Linked DNA regions of Homo sapiens: region 2 is linked to region 1. A link is a loop called in an ENCODE intact Hi-C map of the cell type or tissue named here. Cell type or tissue: heart left ventricle. All regions are shown on one strand. Each heading gives the region's core, and the rest is flanking DNA. Links, peaks and the distances in the headings are about the cores only. Region 1 overlaps GRK3 (G protein-coupled receptor kinase 3). Region 2 holds the start of MYO18B (myosin XVIIIB).

The links. Peaks named below come from ENCODE experiments on the same cell type or tissue, not always from the same donor. Only the 100,000 strongest peaks of a DNase experiment are listed, where the experiment ranks them.
Region 2: a loop joins it to region 1, with 2.3 times the contacts of the local background. A loop is called at or near these places in 1 of 110 quality-filtered maps.

What each region holds. Positions count from the first base shown.
Region 1 is chr22:25,663,476-25,670,858 of GRCh38, reverse strand. It overlaps GRK3 (G protein-coupled receptor kinase 3), which reads right to left. Exons shown (of 21, transcript NM_005160.4): 5 at 7,155-7,229; 6 at 3,059-3,120. Among named protein-coding and RNA genes, the nearest start is that of MYO18B, 75 kb to the left of the region's middle. In heart left ventricle, for the core only: no CTCF peak of the experiment used is centred there; a DNase peak (open chromatin) is centred at 4,248; H3K4me3 peaks cover 771 bases; H3K27ac peaks cover 438 bases.
Region 2 is chr22:25,737,321-25,744,703 of GRCh38, reverse strand. MYO18B (myosin XVIIIB) reads right to left here and starts at 2,516. Exons shown (of 44, transcript NM_032608.7): 1 at 2,411-2,516. In heart left ventricle, for the core only: no CTCF peak of the experiment used is centred there; a DNase peak (open chromatin) is centred at 2,693; H3K4me3 peaks cover 1,900 bases; H3K27ac peaks cover 2,594 bases.

The DNA.
Region 1 (7,383 bases), core at 1,432-6,431:
TCACCATGTTAGCCAGGATGGTCTCGATCCGCCCGCCTCGGCCTCCCATAGTGCTGGGATTACAGGCGTGAGCCACCCTCCCGGCCAGGTGTTTGTTTTTTAAACTATTTTCAAAAGAAATGCATTCTAGATTGAATACTTCGTAGAGAACATTCTGGTGATGGTTCGATCTCATTTTGCCCCTGGCATGATTCCTTACACAGACACAGGATTCAGGGAGAGAGGGAGGAAGGGAGGAAGGGAGGAAGGGAGTTATAGGTAATATTAGCATCATACTGGAATGCCTTAAAGACATCCAAATATCACAGTTCCCTAGGGGCTTCATTTAATGAGCTTTACAATTTTTTTTTTTCTTTTGGAGACAGGGTCTCACTCTGTGTCCCAGGCCGGAGTGCAGTGGTGCAATCCTAGGTCGATACAACCCTCAATTCCTAGGCTCAAGTGATCCTCCCACCTCAGCCCCCCAAGTGGCTAGGACTACAGGCACACACCACCGCACTAAGCTATTAGTTTTTAATTTTTATTTTTGAAGATAGTGGGTGTTGCTATGTTGTACAGGCTGGTGTCGAAGCCCTAGCCTGAAGCGATCCTGCTGACTCAGCCTCCCAAAGTGCTGGGATTACAGGGGCGAGCCACCACACCCGACCAATAGACCTTTTAAAAAATAAGGATCTTTAACATATTTCTGAGGCTAACAATCAAATTAAAAATCAAAAGCAGAGGAATAGTTGCAATTACAATAGCATCTTTTTTTCAATGAATCTAAAATGACTCACAAAGAGTGTTTCACTGATCCTCCTAACATGTCTAATGAAGTTGGTCAATTAAAATTATGTTTTGAGACTTTCTAAGAGTTATTTCAACCTATTTTTTAAAAGTATGGTGCATGCAAAAGGCAAAACCACATTTGGGTGCACTCCCATTTATAAATCTATGACTGGTCTTTGAAATGCACTTGGTTTGTGAGGCTAGCTCTTACTGTCTTTTCTCACAGATTCTGGAGTCCAGAGCTGGTGACAGGGGATGGAAATCTGACACATTTTACAACTAGCTGAGGAGGGTTAACAAACAAGGAAGAGAGAAGTGCCTACATATTTTGCCCACTAAGAATGGATTTGCTGTAACAAGTTCCTCTTTAGGAAGTACAGATGGCCCTGAGTATCTAGGCTCAGTCCTGTCTCCACGGGGGTTATTTGAGTGCTATTCCCAATCAATGCCTGGTTACTGAGTGGGACACTTTTGACAGGAGGGGAACTGTGACAAAGGAAAGAGCCCAGACAATGATAGGGCTTCAGGTAGCTAGAGCCCTTGCAAATGACTTCAAAGGATCTTGGAGAGAAGATCAGAGGTTAAAGACATGGAAACGCCTGGGATGCAGTAAGGGTGGAGTAGGAGAAGTGTTTTTAACTCTGATTCCTGACTCAGTCGTTGTCCTGCTGAGCAACTGAAGTTCACTGCCTGAATGAGGCGCATAGCTCTCAACTAGAAGAGGGAAAGCCTCCACTGCCCTCTCCAATTCTGCCTCACCTGGAACTCAGCCCCACAGCCCTGCTTGGACCTCAGGGAAGGTGGGAAGACATCGCACATGTCCCTGCATTGCTGATGGCTCCCTCTTTACCATCAGACTCAGGGTGGTCATGGAAAAATCACCTTTTCCATGGGGCCCTTCGTGTGCCCAGTCCCTATGAGGTCAAAGGCTACATGACCATATTGATGGAGTCCCTGTGCTTTTCAAAATCAAAGCTCCAAACTTATCACCTGACATGAATTCTTTTTTCTAATTTGATGGAAATTAACAAATCAACTTTAAAAATAATTTATTTACAGAAAATTGTAATGGCTGCAGAAAATCCCATGTGCCTGCTTGCCTAAAATGCAAACGGCATCGTTTGCATTTACTGTGAGGCTATGAAATGACTGTCTCAATGAGCGAAAATCACTATATCTGTGAGCCTGGTTTCAAGTGAAAGGATGCATGGCAAAGTTATAAAATATCCATGGGAGAACCTCTTCCCCACTTTCAATTACCTTCCCCTCTCTCCCTTCTCCCTTAAGGATCACACAAAAGTTAGGTTTACCCAAGAGTTGGGAAAGGTCAGATTTTAGGACCAACAGCCATGGAGATGGCCCAGGACTTGGCTGCAACTCAGCCCTGAGCCAGCAGCCCACCCTCTCCCTTTGATGCTGGCGCTTTTTGGCAAAGTTCCTGCTATTACTCAGAAAAGTACAATCGTCTGTAAGAATATTAGTTTCCCAACATATTGACTCTGCTCCAGGATAAAATTACCTCTTGAACTCCAATAGAATTGCAACACAACTTTCTTTTTAATTGCTTTAGTTCTGTGAATATGTGGTGAAGAAAACTACAGTAAAGTAGCATTTGTTCTTAAAGTGCAATTACTGAGCAGCTGCAGAAAGCTCTAGCATGAGATATTATCATCACGTATATTGTCTAGAAATTAGCCAAGCTGATAAAGTCAGTGTCAATGCAGATTCTGTTTTAGAGGGTCCAATTTCAGTGGTGCATTGTCACAGAGACATACTCAAAAAACTGAAGAATTGACCAGTAGATCTATAGTTTGAGTAACCAAGGGACATATTTATTAGGTATTTAATGATGTACACGATCATAAACAGACATTGACCTATGTCCTTAAATTCTACTCCTACATGAAGAATCAAGTACAGGCTTGTCCTGCTTTGGGAGACATGTTTCCAAAATCCAAGCAAATGAATCAGATAAATTATAGTCAAGTTTGCATTATTAGCAAAGGTCTCTCAATAAGATACTTTTTAAAATTGAGGTTCCTCAGTGTATATTTTAGACTCTATTGAAGCTGAGAAATTGAAGGTCAAAGAGATGTTAAGATAGACAAACCCTAAAATTATAATGTAAAGTACTGAGGAAACAGTTTAACACAAAGCCTGGCACATCGTACATGGTCAGTGAATACTTGCTAAATGATTAACACACATTTTAAGGTCAGCATTTACGGCATAAGATGAGGTACACGTACATGATAAAAAATTGTGTATATATATGCATAAAGTTTCATACCTTTCCATAAATTTTTGAAAAATGTCACCTCGAAGGCTTTCACAAATTTCTTCTATGTATGGCTGGAAGAGATGGAAAAGAAATTCCACGGTGAATGAATCGGAATGTATCAAAAAAACACAAACCAATGAGACTCAGGTTAAGCGAAGTTCCCAATTATGCACTCCCCATAGCATTGTGTCTGGTACCTGCCCTTCTCCGTGCTTGTCTAATATTCACTAATGCATTCATCAATATTTATCTACACCACTTGATTCTATGAAGACACAGACAAGTCTGCCCTGTTTGCCACTATATTCCTACTACCTAATATGACTCCTGGCAAGTCACAGACACTTCTTACAGGAGCAGGGCTCGCTTCATGGAAGTGTGACTCAGAAAAGCCTGGTGCTGGGTTTAAAGCTCTGTTGTTGCCATTTTGAAATTCTTAATCATTTTTGTATGAGGAGCCCTGCGTTTTCACGTTGCACTGGGCCCCACAAGTTATGTGGCACAACTTGTAAGCTAATAAAAGCATCTGTAATCTGCACTGAGTTTTAAAAACTCAAAGCTAATAGGTCCATGAAGTGAAATTTTTTTTAATTAGCTATTTTATTTATTGATTTTCTATCTCTTAGAGTCATAGAGAAAACCACAGGGGAGAGTTGATCCAATCCCACTCCTCATCTTACAGGTAAGGCTACCAAACTGCAGGCAGGTGCACTCCCAAGGTCTCTGAGAAGGTCCATGGCTAAACTGGGGTTAAGGCGAGGGCTCCTGGTTCACATGCACAGTGCTCTTCCCCTCATGGAGAACAACTACCATCTACTTCAACTTCATGCCACTTTACCCATTACTGAATAAACAGCATCAGCTTTCCTTTTCCATGTTATGAACTTTTAAAATCAAGAACTATAAAAATATAAAGAGACAATATTTCACAGTTCAGCCCAGAGTCAATTAGATAGTTTTGGGAAACATTTTGGCACCCTCAGCTCATTGAATGATCCAAATTTAACCTTTTTTTTATGTCTTCATAGATCATCCTGAAAGTTTACAAAACAAAATAAAAGAAAAACTACATCATGGAACAGTACAAACCAAGTGATGAGAATAGGAAGTCTGCAGAAGCCACAGGAACCAAACATGGGCTGGGAGGCAGCTGCAGTCCTTCTGGGAGCCTTGCTTCCTGCAAGCAGAAAGGACGCTAGCCTGGCGGGCAACGCGGGATAGGGGGCGGTGGTGGGGGGTGAGCCAGTCTACCCCAACTTGCAGAACTATCCCTGTCCTGGGGAAGGCACTGGAGCTAGTTGCGAAAACCATATGGACTTTGTCCCCTTTGTGGTGAAAGAGGAAGCTAAATTATCTCTCTCTGAAGTTCCTTCCAGCTCTGAAATCCTGATTCCAGGAAACACACAACATCTATCTTAGCCAAGTCCTCGACAAGTCTCAAGAGGTTCAAAAGAGTCAAGAGACGAAATAGATTCAAATGTCCAAAGATCTAAGAAAAGGCTACATTTATAGATCACAGATTTTTCTATTTATAAAAGCTATTATGTCAATTAATATTTTTCTTTCATATTTTATCAAACATCCCTACTTTCTGCTAATAAAGTAAAAGATGAGTGTCACTGGGAATTCCTAAGACTACGTAGAATCTACCATGCTGCCACTTTTCAACAGAAAGAACCGCAACAGGCTTGCTAAGGAGTATGAAAGCCAGAGTTCAACAGTGAGATGAGGAGCAGACTACTTTCCCTCTCTGATCCTCAGTTCCCTTAATCTGTAAAAGAGAACAGTCGTATCTAAATTGTAAGGCTGTCGTGAGAATTCGGTAAGATTCAGAATACTGAGAGCCGAGCTCAGGGCACAGTGCATTTTAGAAGCACTCAAGCACAAGCTAGGGCCCCTCCCAAGCCCGCCACCAATGGACCTATGCACTTACTTACCTCTAAAGGCAATCTTACAACAAAAAGAATTTAATAAAAAGCATTCGTATTTACTTTAAAAACAGTTTTGTTTTACTATGAACTTCAACTGACTTTACTGGTTAATGTACCTCTGTAAACAGGACATTCAGACATATACCTTTTACTTATACTTTAGTCATTATGCTCTGATGGTACATAATACATAGAATTGCATTAATATACTCCTTATTTTAATAAACTTTATAAGATTTTCTTCACCTCTGAAATAAGAATAATACCCATTCTATATCTGTTTAGCCAGAAAATTTTGACTATTTTTTTAATGAACAAAACAAATCAATAAAGTGTTTTTTAAAAGATATATGAAAGAAATTGCTTCTAAATGAATGTTTTTTGAAGGTATGAAAGAATCCTAGTGGTCTTTGTATCTCAACTGGAACAATTTTTTTTCAATGTTATTTATGTTATAGTGGAAGCTAAAATCAGATTTGTAAAACCCATGTATTATGAGGTATGGTTTAGCAATGTTAAATGTAATTGACCATAAGGCTGTCTACGTACCATGGCAAAGTCAGATGAAAACTGAAATTCTGACACTCAAATATCATGGAGACAACAAAAAGCAGATATTGACACTGTACTTTCTGACTGTAAGATGTGTGATAATAGCTAACATTTGTGGAGCACAGTGATAGGCGGGCCTCGTACAAAGCAACCCGTGTGCACCCTTCTCACTGAATCAAGACCTCCCTTTCAGGGAGAGCGCAGTGTCATTTCCACTTTACAGATGAGAAAACTGAAGTTAGGAAGGTGGAGGAGCTTACCCAAGGTCCTCCAGCTACGGCCCTGGGACTCAAAGCCAGGTCAGGTCAATGAATTTCATAACCCAAGCTTATAACCCACTACTATCCAGACAGGTATTACATTTTATGAAAGTCCATCTAATTATTGTCACAGAAAGGTAACACCCAATTTGTTACTATCTAAATATGCTCTAAGAGCCAAATCGGTATTTGCTCTGCTGAATAATCAAATTCATTTTGCATAAACACCATCATAAGATGCCAAAGTTGGCCGGGCATGGTGGCTCATGCCTGTAATCCCAGCACTTTGGGAGGCCGAGGCGGGCGGATCACAAGATCAGGAGATCAAGACCATCCTGGCTAACACAATGAAACCCCGTCTCTACTAAAAATACAAAAATTAGCTGGGCATGCTGGCGGGCACCTGTGGTCCCAGCTACTTGGGAGGCTGAGGCAGGAGAATGGCGTGAACCTGGGAGGCGGAGGTTGCAATGAGCAGAGATAGCACCACTGCACTCCAGCCTGGGCGACAGAGCGAGACTCTGTCTCAAAAAAAAAAAAAAAAAAAAAATGCCAAAGTCAACTTACCTCCCTTTAAATGCCCAACTTATCCAGGAAAAAGATGAGTTGATTATTTTCACTTATTAAAACCATTATATTACTCAATGACATTCTTTCCTATTTCTTGTAATTTATAGAAACATGAAAAGCACTTTGTTCATTGGAGAATCTGACTGTCCTTGTAAACCACTGCCACCTCTATAAAAAACACAGGATGGAAAAGGCTTTTGGGAGGAAGTGAAACCACCTCATCTAAGGAATGCCAAATACATAGGCCTATTAGTTGGGAATCTGATTTTCCAAGTCTTGTCATTTAAACCTGTATGACGGTATTGTGTTCAAGATATGAACAGCCAAGGTAAAATACAATTTCCCATGACTCAAAGATCACTCAAACATTTGCTCCTGAATCTTGAAAATAAATTGTATTTCCCCTAGAGGATAATCACAGCAAGTATCAACAGCCTGGCACTACAAAATAAATCTTGTAGAGTCATTGCTCATCACAGGTGCTGGAATGTCAAATGGGCAAAAACTTGCTTCTCTGATGTCTTATCTTGACTGATTTCTAGAACATAATGTTACGACAAAGCTCTAATGACCTTTTTCAGAAAAGGCTTTAGGAAGCACGTTGGTAGAAGGACACTTTGCAATGGGAAGATAAGCGATAATAAACTCAAATAGTCCCAGACAAAGCTCCAGAATAGAACACAGTCTTTACAAAGCAAGTCCTCTAGTGTAATTGCACATGCAAAAAGAATGTCACCAAGGCCAAGTGTTAAGCAAATATTATCTATTTATTTTGGAATAATTTTATCTTACCTGAAAAAGAGTTGATGTCACTTGTTTCTTGGATAAATGACTTTGTACGTGTTCTACAGCTTGCTTTGAGAAAGGCTATCAAAGTCAAAAATAATATTTTTAAATAATAAAATGTAACCAATCTGTGTATGTTATATAATATCACAACAGATAAATTTAACACAGCAATTACTAAACAGTAACCTACGGTAATTATATTAACAAACATTCTTTAAAAATCTGTTGAGTA
Region 2 (7,383 bases), core at 760-5,759, 75 kb before region 1:
GGAGTGCAATGGCGTGATCTCGGCTCACTGCAAGCTCCACCTCCCAGGTTCATGCCATTCTCCTGCCTCAGCCTCCCAAGTAGCTGGGACTACAGGCACCCACCACCACGCCCGGCTAATTTTTTTTTGTGTTTTTAGTAGAGACGGGGTTTCACCGTGTTAGCCAGGATGGTCTCGATCTCCTGACCTCGTGATCTGCCCACCTCGGCCTCCCAAAGTGCTGGGATTAAAGGCGTGAGCCCCCGCGCCCGGCCACTTTGTTTAAATATTAAAGATATGCCACACACCACAGCAGCTGACCATGTGCTTCAAATGGGCCATTCAGACAGTTGTTTGTATCTAGCAGGACCCAGTGAAGGGCCATCTCCCCATAGCCTTGTAGGCTCACAGCCCCAGGTCCCTATCTTTTGGCAGCTGGAAGTGGTTCTGCTCAGTTTGGGGGCCCTCCATTCCCACCTCAAAATGCCATAGAAAGTCTTGATCTTACCCCTGGAGGAACACCTGCCCAATAAAATCTTTGCGATAGTTAGACCCTAATAAAGTGCTGTGCACGTTTTCCATGTTTGTGAAACATGGAAATTCCATGAGTTTTGACAGGGCAGGTGCTGAGCAACAGCCTTCTGTGGTTTTGTTAGCTCAAGTGAAAGGAAAAGCTCTTCTCCAATTTGGGTGGGCACCAGAACCACCTGTGAGGTTTAAAATCTGTGGATTTCTGGGCCCCTTCCCCCAAGACTGTTCAAAAGGTCTAGGATGAACCCAGGAATCTGCATTTTAAAACAGCCCCCCGCCTCCTGCCCCACATGAGTCTGATGGGTAGGTCGTCAACGACCGTCACTTCAAGAAAAACCTTCCTGGATGCTGAATCCTAGGAAAGATCCCAGAGGTGGTCTAGCCCAACCCCCTCAGGTTTTAGAAGGAGAAACTAAGTTCCGACTGGGGAGAGTACTCATCCAAGGTTACAGAGCCCACACCAGGATATTCAAGGTGACCAGGCCTGGAGGCAGGTGACATCAAATATTTGTTGATTGGTAACATGCAGCCCTTCAAAAGCCAGGAGACCAGGAGACTCCCTCTCCTCCTCCTCTTCCTCCTTCTCCTCCCTCCTCCACCCACTTGGCCTTTTCTTTTGGCCTTTTCCTTTGCTATTATTCTTCTCCTCCTTCTTCTCTTTCTCCTCCTGCTTTTTTCCTCCTCCTCCTTCTCTTCTTCTCCTTCTCCTCCTCCTCTTCCTTCTTTTCTCTCTCTCCTCTCCACTATTATTTTCTAGAACTCATCCATAGCCTAAGAGTATATAGACCCCTCTCTTTTCTGCTCCCAAGGTACACACTGGACATGGTACCCAGGCATAGGAGAATACAACTTAGGTCAGCAATGGATACAGCACCCAAGGCCACCATTATCCTTGTTGGAGTCTAGAAGCCCTAGTGGGACACTCAGCCTCCATGAGCTGGTGCACTGAATGAGGCAGCATCTTTTTGGACAGCCACAAAGTGAAAGTAACAGCCTCGTCGTATTCCAGGCCCTACAGGATAGAAGCCCAGATCCCCACACTTGCGGGTTGAGGCCAGACTGGACAGCTTGGAGCCGACTGGGAGCCGACTGGGCTCCCCATTCCGGGCCTCCCCACTCCTGGCCTCCTCCATGGAAAAGCTGCAGGAAGGCAGCAGCCCAGAGGCCTGTAGCTGGTGAGGTCTTCTCCTCTCCTGGGAGAGAGCTCCATGTCAAAGCATAGCCCCCTTCTGCCCCACTATGGGGCCACTGGGACCTGTGAATCTTCTTCATTCAGAGAAATGCCTGCTATCCGGGGTGCCAGATAAGACACCTTCCCTCAGACAGAGCTCAAGGAAGGTGGCATGAAATTGAAACCTTCAGCCATGAACTTCCATTGCCCTTCCCCCAACACTCATACATGCTTAATTTGCAGTTTAAAAAAGAACATTAAAATTAACATTTCGACTCAACAGCGTTGTTAACACGAAAGGGGAAGCCTGGCTCTTCCCCGACCATAACTGAACACCAGTGAAGCAGAAATTACTGGTAGTTGAGGAAAAATATAAACCCTGACGTCTGCGGGCAAAGATTCACAGTGGAGATTAACTCATGATTCTAAACACATTTTTAAAAATTATTAGCGAACAGCTGGGGCCTGAGGAGAGTGATTCTTACGAATGTCCATTTGCCCCAGCATTTTGTTCTCAAATCCTTCCACCGAAACACTCTTGTTTTCAAAGTGAGCAGCACGGGCAACAGGCAAAGGAATCAGGCCTCGGAAGCTCTCAACACCAGAAAGGCCTAAAATAGACCAAAAGACCGGAGGCCTGCCACCGCAGCCCCCAGCAGCGCATTCCGGAAAATTAAAACTCGCCGATCCGCTCGCAAGGTGCCCGTCTAAAACCCAGCCCAATAGTACCTTCTGCAAAGAGGACACAGATCACAGGAACCACGACTGTCTAAGACGTCTCCCCGGGTGGCCGCGAAGGGACCCCACCGAGCCGGGAAAGCAGGAGCGAAGGAGCACCCTCTCCACACACACCGACACACATCCCTTCCCCTTACTGCCCCTCCCCGACCCGTCCTCCCCCCACCCTCCTTCTGGGCCAATGTGATAGCAGCAGCTGAGTCGACCAGTCATTTCTAAAATTAGCTTGTGAGCTCCAGGTCTGGCCAGGAGACGGCAGCCCGGGGTGGCCGTTGACCAGGCAGCAGAGACCATGGACATATTTGGTGGCCCCTGAGCAGGGAAGGGGACAGCTCTGGACACAAGCACATGCTCTCTCGTCATCCCTGTCCCAGGGCAGGGCCACACACCCACACTCCCGCCTCTGCCCACACAGATAACCAGAGGTTGCAGGAACTGTTTGAGGAGGAGAGCTGGCCGGTTCTACATTCCAGGCAGACTCTGGAAGAAAATAACTTGAATGAATGCTGGTGCGTCGTGGTAAACAACCAGTGCATGTAAACATACCTTATGCTTAGGTAGTGGTTATCGCATGCCACACACCGAGGGCTTTCATGAACTCACTTAATGTTCCCTATGAGGTAGGGTTTTTCCCCAGCCCCACTTTACAAGTGGGGAAATTGAGACACAAAAAGTTAACCAACTTGCCCAAGGCCATGGAGAGCCAGAATTCAAACCCAGGCTGTGCGGGCCGTAGAGGAAACAGACACAACAGCAAACTAGGGGCTATAAAAAAGTGCTTTGGGCCTGGCACGGTGGCTCACGTCTGTAATCCCGGCACTTTGGGAAGCCGAGGTGGGCATATCACGAGGTCAGGAGATTGAGACCATCCTGGCTAACACAGTGAAACCCCGTCTCTACTAAAAATACAAAAACAAAATTAGCCGGGCGTGGTGGTGGGCGCCTGTAGTCCCAGCTACAGGCGGAGCTTGCAGTAAGCCGAGATCGCGCCACTGCACTCCAGCCTGGGTGACAGAGAGAGACTCCATCTCAAAAAAAAAAAAAAAAATCAGCTGGGTGGGGTAGTGGTTGTCTGTGATCCCAGCTACTTGGGAGGCTGAGGCAGGAGAATTGCTTGAACCCAGGAGGCGGAGGTTGCAATGAGCTAAGGTCACGCCACTGCACTCTAGCCTAGGCGATAAGAGACTCTATCTCAAAAAAACAACAACAAAAAAAGTGCTTTGTCCACTGCCTAAAAGGAGCAAAGTACAGACTTCAATAAATTGGATAAACCATGCAGGTCCATGCAGCTAGCAAAGGGTAGAGTCATGACTCAAATCCAAGTCTTTCTGGTTCCAAAGACCGCAATCAGCCCAGCATGATACTGCTCCTGTGAGAATTGTTTCAATAATTGCTATGTGGTGCTGCTCCTCTTTCCCCAGAGCTCATCGAGCAATATTTTCCCAAAGTACTCACTTCTGCCGAGGTCTTGAAAATTAGCATTCAATCAGAAGTTCATTGAAACACTAAGGGAAGGCTGCTTAGAAAATGGCAGTCTAGGCCGGGTATGGTGGCTCACACCTGTAATCCCAGCACTTTGGGAGGCTAAGGCGGGTGGATCATTTGAGGTCAGGAGTTTGAGACCAGCCTAGCCAACATGGTGAAACCCCACCTCTACTAAAAATACGAAAATTAGCTGGGCGTGGTGGCGGGCACCTGTAATCCCAGCAACTCGGGAGGCTGAGGCAGGAGAATAGCTGGAACCCAGGAGTCAGAGGTTGCAGTGAGCAGAGATGGCGCCATTGCACTCCAGCCTGGGCGACAAGAGCAAAACTACATTTTGAAAAAAAAAAGAAAAGAAAAGAAAGAAAAAGAAAATACAATATACATAATATACATGAGGTTGAGGAGGGGTCCCTGCGGCCCCCAGTGGAGAGTGGCATGGGACATTTAGGCCACACCAGGGGAAGAGTTTGGAGACAGGTCCCGGTGAGCTGTTTTCTCCAGGTTGTGCTAGATCATTTGACATTGAAACAAGAACCTCCCTTCTCCCGCCCCTTGCATCACAAGTCCTGAACCATTGGCTCCTGGGCTTTTCTGTCCTTGCTGTCTTTCCGACGCTGTTGGTCTGAAGTGGTAGAGTTGACATGCAGAAATGATTCTCTGGGCCCAGGGCTGGGACTCTCTATAGGCCATGACCTGCAGTGATGGTTCCGTTGACTTGAAGGGACCTCCGTTCCCCAAGGAGTCAACATGGCATGTGTTTGCTCCATTCACCTTGTTGGTACCTGTGGTGGGTGGATTTTTGCTACACAAGATGACCAAGTATTACCTTGAGCACACGGTGATTTAGGGCAGCCCTTATAAGCAAGATTTTGTCACCCAGCTGAGCATTTACTGTCCAGTCTCCAGGCTTCATTCCCCAGGCTGGGGGAAAAGACGAGAAGGTGGAGGCTTTCTTATCAAGGCATCCAGAGAACCGGCTGCTTTGGGCTCATCTGATCCAGTTGGCGTGGTGTCATGGAAAGAGTGGATCGTGGTGCTATTCTGTTGGGTGTCAGGACAGTTCAAGTGGCTGTGGGTTTGTCTGGGCAAAGACCAAGGGAATCATCACTTTACATACCTGCTGTGGGGTTGTTGTTCCTTTCCCCTGGAGATTTGGCCTCTCCTTAGGCTAAGGAGTTCTGGATCCACAAAACAGCCAAGGGATTGTGACATTTTATATGGACAATTGACTTCTATCTCTTGATCATCCCTAATTTTTTTTTTTGAGATGAAGTCTTGCTCTAGTCCTCCAGGCTGGAGTGCAATGGCACAATCTCTGCTCACTGCAACCTCTGCCTCCCAGGTTCAAGCGATTCTCCTGCCTCAGCCTCCTCAGTAGCTGGGATTACAGGCACCTGCCACCATGCCTGGCTAATTTTTGTATTTTTAGTAGAGACAGGGTTTCACCACGTTAGCCAGGCTGGTCTCAAACTCCTGACCTCAGGTGATCTGCCCACCTCAGCCTCCCAAAGTGCTGGGATTACAGGCGTGAGCCACTGCACCCGGCCCCTAATTTTTTTCTTTAAATGTTCTTAGAGTCTGGGTCTCACTCTGTCACCCAGGCTGGAATACAGTGGCCTGATCACGGTTCACTGAAGCCTCAAACTCCTTACCTCAAGTGATCCTTCCACCTTGGCCTCTCAAGTAGCTGGGACTGCAGACATACACCACACCACCCAGCTAATTTTTCTAAATTTTTGGTAGAGATGGGGTCTGGCTATGTTGCCCAGGCTGGTCTTGAACTCCTGGCCTCAAGTGATCCTCTCACCTCAGCATCCCAAAGCATTGGGATTACAGGCATGAGCCACCACACCCAGCCCATCCTTAATGTTTTTAATGGTACAAATGGAGTGGACCCTTTTTGGTGGCCCATCTATTCTGCCCTTAGAATGCTACATTCTGTTAATCGTCTCCATACGTCTTGTGAGCTGCTTCCACCTTGCCACTCACTAGGATGAGTGCTGCCACCTGATCTCTATCATTCCGGGGTCCTGTCATCTCCATTGCTATCGGGGAGCCGTGTGGGTATACAAGTCCCCCTTCGTTCGTGGTTTCACTTTACAAGGTTCCAGTTACCTGCAGTCAACCACCATCCAACAATCGGTGAGTATAGTACATTAAGGTGTTAGAGAGAGACAGCACATTCATGTAACTTTTATTATAGTACAGGTATATTGTTATAATTGTTGACTTTATTATTATTTTTATTAATCTCTTACTGTGCCTAATTTATAAATAAAACTTTATCATAGGTATGAATATATAGGATAAAACATAGTGTATAGGGAGGTTCAGTACTATCCACAGTTTCAGACATCCACTGGGAGGCTTGGAAGGTATTCCCTTCATATAAGGGGGAACTACTGTGTGTGTGTGTGTGTAAGAGAGAGAGACAGAGCAGAGACAGAGACAGGCATAGACAGAGAGAGAGAGAGAGAGAAGCTGTCCTGTGTGCCCATGGGTAGGATATGACTGTACAGTGAGCATGGAAGTTTGTGAGTATATGTGCATGGATGTGCATGGATGTGTGTGTTAATAAACTGGAGAACAGGCCTATGCGTGTTCGTATGTACAACAATCATGAAAATCCATCCCTGTGACCACTGCAGGGGCCTCACTTGTGTGCCACCATCCCTGTAGCAATGAAGAGAAACTGTCTCTGTGTCTCTTGAGGCTGGTTTACAGTAAACGCATGGAAACTGGACTGGAGCGAGTGTCTGAAGACCTAGTCCTGCACTGTGCTTTCCCTAGATGTCTGTCTGTCTGTCTACCTGTCTATCCTCCAGCGGTCTCTAGCCTCCTGGTTCATTCCTGGCATTGAGTAGCTGCTCATGGACTCTCTGGTGAACAAAGTAATGAGTGAACAAAGGGCTGCAACTGGGAGTGTGGAGGAGGAAGAGATGCAGAGAAAGTCCCACTGAAGGGGCTGTTACAGTGACTGTTACAGTCCACGAGGCCCATAGTACGTGCTCAGTGGATGTTTGTTGAATGACTGAATGGCTGCGTTTAGGTCTGTAAAAGGCTTTCCTACCACTGGTGCTGTCTGCGGGGGAGAGCCACTACTAAAATTCTTAGCAATGTGGGTGCCCTCTCTCCCAGTGGCCTTCGTGTGTCCTGGGTCCCCAGTGGGTGGTCTGGCCTTATTTAATATATCCCCTCAAGTATGCTGACGTCTCTGAGCTCTTTGATCTCTTCCTTCACCGTCTACTGCAGGAATCCTGCATCTCAACCTCCCTTAGCACAGGCTGAGCTGAATGGGAAGCTCACCAGCACGGCGTTTCAGGTCCCTGACCCAACTGTGTCTTCTGGATCTGCAGCTCTGCTGTCTAGAAAACTATATCAGATACATGGACATCAAGAAAGGGGTGACGCAGGCTGGGCGCGGTGGCTCAGGCCTGTAATCCCAGCACTTTGGGAGGCCAAGGTGGGTGGATCACGAG